Regions from separate parts of the Homo sapiens genome. Here region 1 is linked to region 2. A link is a loop called in an ENCODE intact Hi-C map of the cell type or tissue named here. Cell type or tissue: B cell. All regions are shown on one strand. Region 1 holds the start of SNORD13D (small nucleolar RNA, C/D box 13D). Region 2 overlaps TCF12 (transcription factor 12).

Region 1 (4,000 bases), 50 kb before region 2:
AGCACCAAAAACTCAGTAAATTAGGCAAGATCTTTCAGGTTCCTATATTCAGACAAAGAACACTTCTGGCAGGAAGAACAATACTATGGCAGACTCTAGGAAATGTGAAATAAATACACAACTTTGATTCAAAAAAGACTAAGGCTACTCTTTCATACCTCTTGGTGTGTGACACAGACCACGGCAAATGTGTGCTAAGTAGCCAGAAAGATCTGGTACTTCTCATTACCTGCAGGGCATGAGAAGTATGTCTTCCCATATTTCAATTAGGGGAATTCTATCTATTGACTTCTTATGTAGTTGAGGACTTGACTCTCTTATAACATCAACTTTGCAACATGTTTATAGCAAAATTTTTGGCTAACTCACTAGTCACTTCTTACATTATTATGACTAGGAAAATATTTATGTTATTATGACTATATGGAGATAGCTGCTGAGGTTAAGAATTTTACAGTAGCCTGGGCAACAAAGTGAGACCCTGTCTCTACAAAAATTTAAAAATTAGCCAGGTGTGCTGGTACCCACCTGTAGTCCCAGCTACTGAGGGGGCTGAGGTAGGAGGATCACTTGAGCCTGGGAGGCTGAGACTGCAGTGAGCCATGATTGTGCCACTGCACTCCAACCTAGGCAACAGAGCAAAACCCTGAGGAAGAAAGAAAAGGAAAGGAAAGAAAAGAAAATACAAGACAAGAAAAGAAAGGAAAGGAGAAAAAAAAAAAAGGAAGGAAGGAAGACAGGAGGAAAGAACAAAAAAGAAACAAAGACAGAAATAAAGAATAAGACAAAAAGAAAGAAAGAAAAACAAAGAAAAAAGGAGGAAAGAGAGAAAGAGAAAGAAAGAAAAAGAAAAGGAGAGACAGGGACGGAGAGAGAGAGGGAGGGAGAGAGAGGTAGGGAGAGAGAGGGAGAGAGAGGGAGGGAGGGAGAGAGAGGGGAGGGAGGGAGAGGGAGGGAGGGAGGGAGAGAGAGGGAGAGGGAGGAAAGGTTTGATCCTTTTGTAGTTCATGAGCATGATGATTGGGTGTTCACGAGTGTGTGTGAGATGTGCCACCCTCCAACCTTGTTATGACCTCAGCACATTACCCATCTGACCTCAACTTGGAAAAGAAAAAAAATTTTTTTTTTTACAGTGATTGCTCCCTTGCTCATATAACTGTTTATTTTTCCTATAGTTAATAGCTACTTGTTTTTTCATTTGTTAGTAATGCAAATTCCGTCTCCCTAACCCCACCACTGAATGCTCCAAGAGATCTAACAAATGCCTATCAATATATTTTCCTAAAATCTTGAACACATCATCAATTAATTCCATTTTCTTTCCTTGGAAACCTTTCTTCTGCAGCTAATAGTATTCAATTTTCAATGGACTAGTTGCTCTCTAGGCCCAGTAGCTCTTGTCATGGGATTTATTTTTGCTGTTTTTCTATGTTAAATCCTTTGTTTCCTGGATTCTATAACATTTGTCTTTGTTGATTATGCACTTATTTGGTTAAAGCATATGTTCCAGATGCTTTCTGAAAAAATATACACGAGCCAGGTGTGGTGGCTAATGCCTGCAGTTCCAGCTACCTGGGAGGCTGAGGTGGGAGGATCGTTTGTGCTAGGAGTTTGAGACCACCCTGGGCAATACAGTGAAACCCTGTCTCTATTTTTTAAAAGGATGTATATGGAAGGTAAATTTTTAAAGGATTTGCATATCTGATATATCTTTTTTTTTTTCTTTGAGACAGGTTCTCACTCTGCTGCCCAGACTGGAGTGTGGTGCTACAACCATAGCTCACTGCAGCCTCAATCTTCTAGGGCTCAAGTGATCCTCCCACCTCAGCCTCCCAAGTAGCTGGTACTTCAGGTATGAGCCAAGACATCCAGCTAATTTTTAAATTTTTTTTAGAGATGCGGCCTAACTGTTGCTCAGGCTGGTCTCAAGTCATCTCCTGGGCTCAAGGGATCCTCCTGCCTTGGCCTCCCACTGTGCTGGGATTACAGGCATAAGCCACTGTGCCCAGCCAACTTAATTTTTTTTTTTTTTTTTTTTGAGATGGAGTCTCACTCTGTCGCCAGGCTGGAGTGCAGTGGCACAATCTCGGCTCATTGCAACCTCTGCCTCCTGGGTTCAAGCGATTCTCCTGCCTCAGCCTCCCAAGTAGCTGGGACTACTTGCGCACGCCACCCCACCCAGCTAATTTTTGTATTTTTAGTAGAGATGGGGTTTCACCATGTTGCCAAGGATGGTCTCGATCTCTTGACCTCATGATCTGCCTGCTTCAGCCTCCCAAAGTGCTGGGATTACAGGTGTGAGCCACTGCACCCGGCTGCCAACTTAATTTTTATTTAGAGACAGGGTGGACTTGGCACTGTCACCCAGGCTGGAGTGTAGTAGCATGATCACAGCTCGCTTCAGCCTCAAATTCCTGGGATTAAGTGATTCTCTTGACTCAACATCCCAAGTAGCTGGGACTATAGGCACACACCATGCCCAGCTTATGTGGAATATCTTCATTCTATATCCATCTTTTGATTAATTGTCTGGCAAGGTATAGAATTCTAGGTTGAAACTGGCCAGGTGCGGTGGCTCACGTCTGTGATCTCAGCACTTTGAGAGGCTGAGGTAGGCGGATCACCTGAGGTCAGGAGTTTCAGACCAGTCTGTTCAACATGGTGAAACTCTGTCTCTACTAAAAATACAAAAAATTAACTGGGCATGGTGATGCGTGCCTGTAATCCCAGCTATGGAGGAGGCAGAGGCAGGAGAATCGCTTGAACTCAGGAGGCAGAGGTTGCAGTGAGCCAAGCTCACACCACTACACTCCAGCCTGGGTGACAGGGCGAGACTCGGCCTCAAAAAAAAAAAAAAGGAAAAAAAAAAGAAAAAAAAAAGAATTCTAGGTTGAAATTATTTTCCTCAGAAATTTGAAGGTGCTGCTCCACTATCTCCTGGAATCCAGTACTACTGTCCAGAACGCTGATGATATTTTGATTCTTGTTTCTTTATCTATAAGCTATTTATATTTTATCTCCAGAAGCTTTAGAATATTTTTTTTACCCGAATGCTCTGAAATTTCATGATTATGTATTTTAACTTCGGGGCATTTAAGAAATCACTGTATTCAGCACAAGATTAGATCTTACCACTCTTGAAACATGTATTCTTCAGTACTTAGAAACAAATAAGTACCACTATTCCATCGACTTTCTATCCTACATGCAGCTTTCGCTATTTCATCTGCTATGGTCTCCTCTCTCATCTGTCCTTGTGGGTTAAAATGAATATCATTTTTATTTATTTTAGTGGGGATGTAGGAAAGATTGCAGTATTATCACTGCATATGCTAAGTCTACCACATTTAACCATCTCATTGCACCAGAATCTCCTGGGGTAAGGTTTGGAAATGTTTGAGGAAAGAAAAGCTTCAGGTGATTCTGGGACCAGCCAGATTTCAAAACCACTGTCCAACACCATTTATGTTCAAACTCACTTGTAGAACAGGAAACTGAAAATCTAATAGTTCTCTCATCACTAAATTATCAAAAGAACAGTGACCTGACTAAGCTGACCTGTGAAAGAGCTTGAGAGGAGGAAATGTTTAACCACTGAGTCTTGAGTAACGCTGAGAGTACAAACTTGAAGGTCATTTGTTTTATCTGCTGGGGAATAAAAATGGCAAAGGTACAAATAACGTTGTAGTCATGATAATGGAAAAGCTTAAACTGGCAGTGGGGACTTAGGGTTTGACAGGTGGGGCAACAAGGCACAAAAAATGCTCTGGCAAAATCTGAGGCTTAGAAGAGAAGCCACTCTTCTCTGGGATGAACTGCTAGACCTGGGTCTGCTTGCCTCCTGGTAAAAATAAGCATCCAGTGATTGTGACAGGTTGGGTCACAATCAGATACAGTCTTGCAGCATCATCCCAAATCAGAAGGGGAGCCAGAGTGCAGAGGATGCCCAAATAGGTCATGTAAACAAAAGCTGTTTTTATAGAAAGTGTTGGATCAGGGA
Region 2 (4,000 bases):
AAAGGAACTTTGGACTATTTTCTTTTAATCAAGTTTCATCTTCTAAACTTAGCCCTAGCTAGAAGTTCTCTGTCCCCTTTCTATATAGATTTCCTCAAGCCAAGCTAAACCATGAACAACAAAAAAACAGAATAAATCCACAGACCTAGCCAGAAAGTACAATGTGAATCAAATTTAGAAGACAGCACCCGAACACATGCTTTTTATCACAAATGTGCACTTACTATACACATCATCCTTGATATGTAAGTATGAAATATAAAATTCTCTAATTTTATCCAGGTTATAGACTGAAACAGTAAGTCAGTCTCTCATACTTGATAATTATGAAAACACTCCAGTTTTGATGTGTCATTTCACACAAAAATGGACATAATTTGTCAGTTTAAATTTTTACATAATTTATCAATTTATATTTCTTTATCCTTATTCCCATTCAATTCGCTGTATTTCACACACTAATATACTTACATTTTTAAATTTTGAAAATGGTTACAATTACAGAAGGAAGTCAAAGGATAAACTTTCCTGATTTACAAATCGCTGCTAAATAAAAGAGAATATGCTGATCAGAAAATGGTTTATTCACGGTTGTCATGGAGAGCAAGAAAACTAAGATAAACCACACAAAGCACAGAAAGAGACTTGCCTTCCCTTACGCAAAAATTTTGAAGTTGTATGGAGAAAATGGCACATTTTAGAGGTAAAGTTTGTTTTTAATGCTATTTCTTTCAAACAGATTTTGAAAACAATGGACTTTTAAAGGACAGACCTTATAAATGAAAATGGCAAAAAAAAATCCTACTATATCATTTTTGTATTAACACGAGTTCAAAATTTTCATCATAAGAATGTTTTGAAATATATGGCTTTCAAAGAGGTACATTTACCAGCATTTCTAACACAGGCTAAATAAGCTAAATAACTTTACTTTTGGTATCTTAACTATAGCTTGCAAAAACATAGATGCAATGTTATGAAGCAGCAGTTGTGCCAGTCTTGATTTTTCAGATCAAAGACTTCTTGCGGCAAAGCACAACTGATGTGGTCTCAAAGGCTTTATTAACTCCAGATGTAGGGAAATAGTCAGCCAATTCCACAAAAAGAGCAAGTCTCTCTTGGTTACAATCAGTACTGGCCACAAATTAAAATCAGACTGCTTATGTCATCTGATCACCTGAACATAGATGCCAGTTTTTTTCCCCTAGTTAATGATCTAATCATTGGTTTAAATCTGAAGGATGATTTTGTATCATGACAGTCGATCTTAAAATTAAGAGAAAGGAATATATATGCTTTAAGATAATTAAAATCTACCAGGAGTCAAACTATTTTAAAGAGAATAGAAAAAGGGTAAAATTAAGTAATTTAAGATGTTCTATTAAAATGTGGTAGATATTTTCTTTAGAATTCTATCCTCCTTTTCAGAATGCCAAGCTCACAGTAGCTACCATGGGACCAACTCTTTTCCCAAGCACTTATACTTTCCCCTCTAAGAATGGTGTTAAGAAAAATTTTGAATGTGTGGTGAACAGACAGTTCTAACTTGGAAGAATAAAATAGAAAATCTAACAGATACCTCCCCTTCACTATTAAGTCTGTTGAAAACAACGCAATCACATAAATCATATCTTGCATGTCCTCATCACACTCACCGTAAAGCAACTTTTAAAAAGGGATAGTATACTTTGGGATGAATATTTACAGTTACTCTTCACAGTGATTACATAATTATCCTTAAAATGTTTTAGTTCATACAACAAATTTGAGTCAAACTGGCAAAGACAGATCCCTTTTTTCCTGCTCAGATGATTCAGTTTAGTCATATGGATAACCCCAAATTCAAGGCATACACTCTGTTCAGCTCTAGAGGCTGGAGCTGTGCACTGTGCTCTCGATTTCAATACATCTTTCCTGTAATTAACACTGGAAACATTCTTGTGAGGCAGGGAGGCGTAATGACTTTCTGTTATTGAGAAAAAATGCAAAGAAGCAGAGGTTTTGCTAAAGAAGATAGTTTTTCTTTTTATCTAGTCACATTCAGATAAGACAAAGTTAAAGCATGGTGTGATTATCCATACTTTAAAAATCAGATCTACAGCCTGTGTGGTGGCTGATACTTTTTAAGGTACCAAGGGATGAAGAGATGGGAATTTTCTTTAGTATGTGACAATAGCTATATATCCTAATTGAGATACCCTTCCACAGAAAATAAGAAGAATGCTTTATATGAGTATTGTCCAATAGGTTTCTGTGATGATGGAAATGTTCCGTATCTATGCTGTACAATACAGTAGCTATCAGTCACATGACTACTGAACACTTGAAATGTGGATAGTGCAATTGAGAAACTGAATTTTAAATTTTATTTTATTTTATTTAAATACTGCTTGTGGCTACTGCTTACTATACTGAACAAGGCAGATTTAGATCCTTCTTATCCGGCAGTTTAAGATTGTATAAATTATTTTGAAACATATTCTAGAATTCTTATGTGCTTCAAGGCCTAAGAAAACCAAAGTCAGCCTACATTCTGAAACATTTTGAGAACACCTTCACCTAATTTGGAATAAAGAAGTATGGAGAAGGCTACCTACTTTTCTGAACATGGTCCAACACAGAACTAATTACCAAGATTTCACTATGTTTGGGCTTCTGTTAGATCTTTTGTCAAGATGGTTTGAATAGCAGTTCTCTTTAAGTTCCCATATGTTCAGTATCATTAAACACTTTAACACACGCTAATGTGGGCCTCAAATATGTGAAAGGTCTGTGCCAATAACAGAAATTATATTCAGCATAATTTACATCAATTTACCAAAGTAACAAAACATAACAAAATTATTTGGCTAACTTGCCCTGCCATCATAATTTTAAAATGAAAATATGATATTATATTCAGGAACATCCACTTTATCTGGTATCTTATATAATTATATTTAGTATTAAACAATAAAAACTTTACAAGATCTAGCTAAGTACCTAAAACCTTGAGAAAAAAAAAAAAAGTCTAGGTCAATGAAATATTAATAAAAGAATATCCCAACCCAGGTCAAACCCTATATTAAAAAACTGTAATTAAGACTCTAGGCCTATAATTTTAAGCATATGTACATTTAAGAGTCAGCATTCAAAAAACTAGGTAATTTTAAGATTTTTAGTGTTTAAATTATTAATTTAATTTAAATTGATTAATCTGGGGGGAGGGGGGAGGGATAGCATTAGGAGATATACCTAATGTTAAATGACAAGTTAATGGGTGCAGCACACCAAACATGGCACATGTATACATATGTAACTAACCTGCACATTGTGCACATGTACCCTAAAACTTAAAGTATAATAAAAGAAAAAAAAAATGAATAAATAAATAAATTGATTAATCTACGCAAGTTCCACACGTAGCAATATATACAACCCATGTCTCTTTCTCAATTTTATGGGATTGGAATTTAGTAAAAAGAGGCTCTTTTAAGAAGAGTAAATAAAATTTTGCTTTAATAACTATACCCATTTGTATTAGAGTGCTAGGAAGATATCAGAGAAAATTAAAGACATTTCCTAAAAACCATTTCCTATATATTTTTCTGATCATTTTCAGATCATTCTGATCTGTTATTTTGTATTAATACTGATCTTATATACATCCTCAGATAAAAAGCATATATCCTTGGCTGGGCGCAGTGGCTCACGCCTGTAATCCCAGCACTTTGGGAGGCCGAGGCGGGTGGATCATGAGGTCAGGAGGTCGAGACCATCCTGGATAACACAGTGAAACCCCATCTCTACTAAAAATAATAATAAAAAAAATTAGCCGGGCATGGTGGCGGGCGCCTGTAGTCTCAGCTAGTCAGGAGGCTGAGGCAGGAGAATGATGTGAACCTGGGAGGCGGAGCTTGCAGTGAGCTGAGATCACACCATTGCCACTGCACTCCAGTCTGGGCGACAGTGCAAGACTCCGTCTTAAAAAAAAAAAAAAAAAAAAAAAAAAAAAAAGCAT

Evidence for each region. Peaks named below come from ENCODE experiments on the same cell type or tissue, not always from the same donor. Only the 100,000 strongest peaks of a DNase experiment are listed, where the experiment ranks them.
Region 1: it touches region 2 in a loop (2.8-fold over the local background); 7 of 110 quality-filtered maps call a loop at or near these places.

What each region holds. Positions count from the first base shown.
Region 1 is chr15:57,275,666-57,279,665 of GRCh38, reverse strand. All of the region lies in intron 19 of TCF12 (transcription factor 12), which reads right to left. It overlaps SNORD13D (small nucleolar RNA, C/D box 13D), which reads left to right and starts at 1,009; the gene lies at 1,009-1,099. In B cell, no CTCF peak of the experiment used is centred here; no DNase peak of the experiment used is centred here; H3K27ac peaks cover 1,299 bases.
Region 2 is chr15:57,225,217-57,229,216 of GRCh38, reverse strand. The region is part of intron 8 of TCF12 (transcription factor 12); the gene reads right to left. Among named protein-coding and RNA genes, the nearest start is that of SNORD13D, 51 kb to the left of the region's middle. In B cell, no CTCF peak of the experiment used is centred here; no DNase peak of the experiment used is centred here.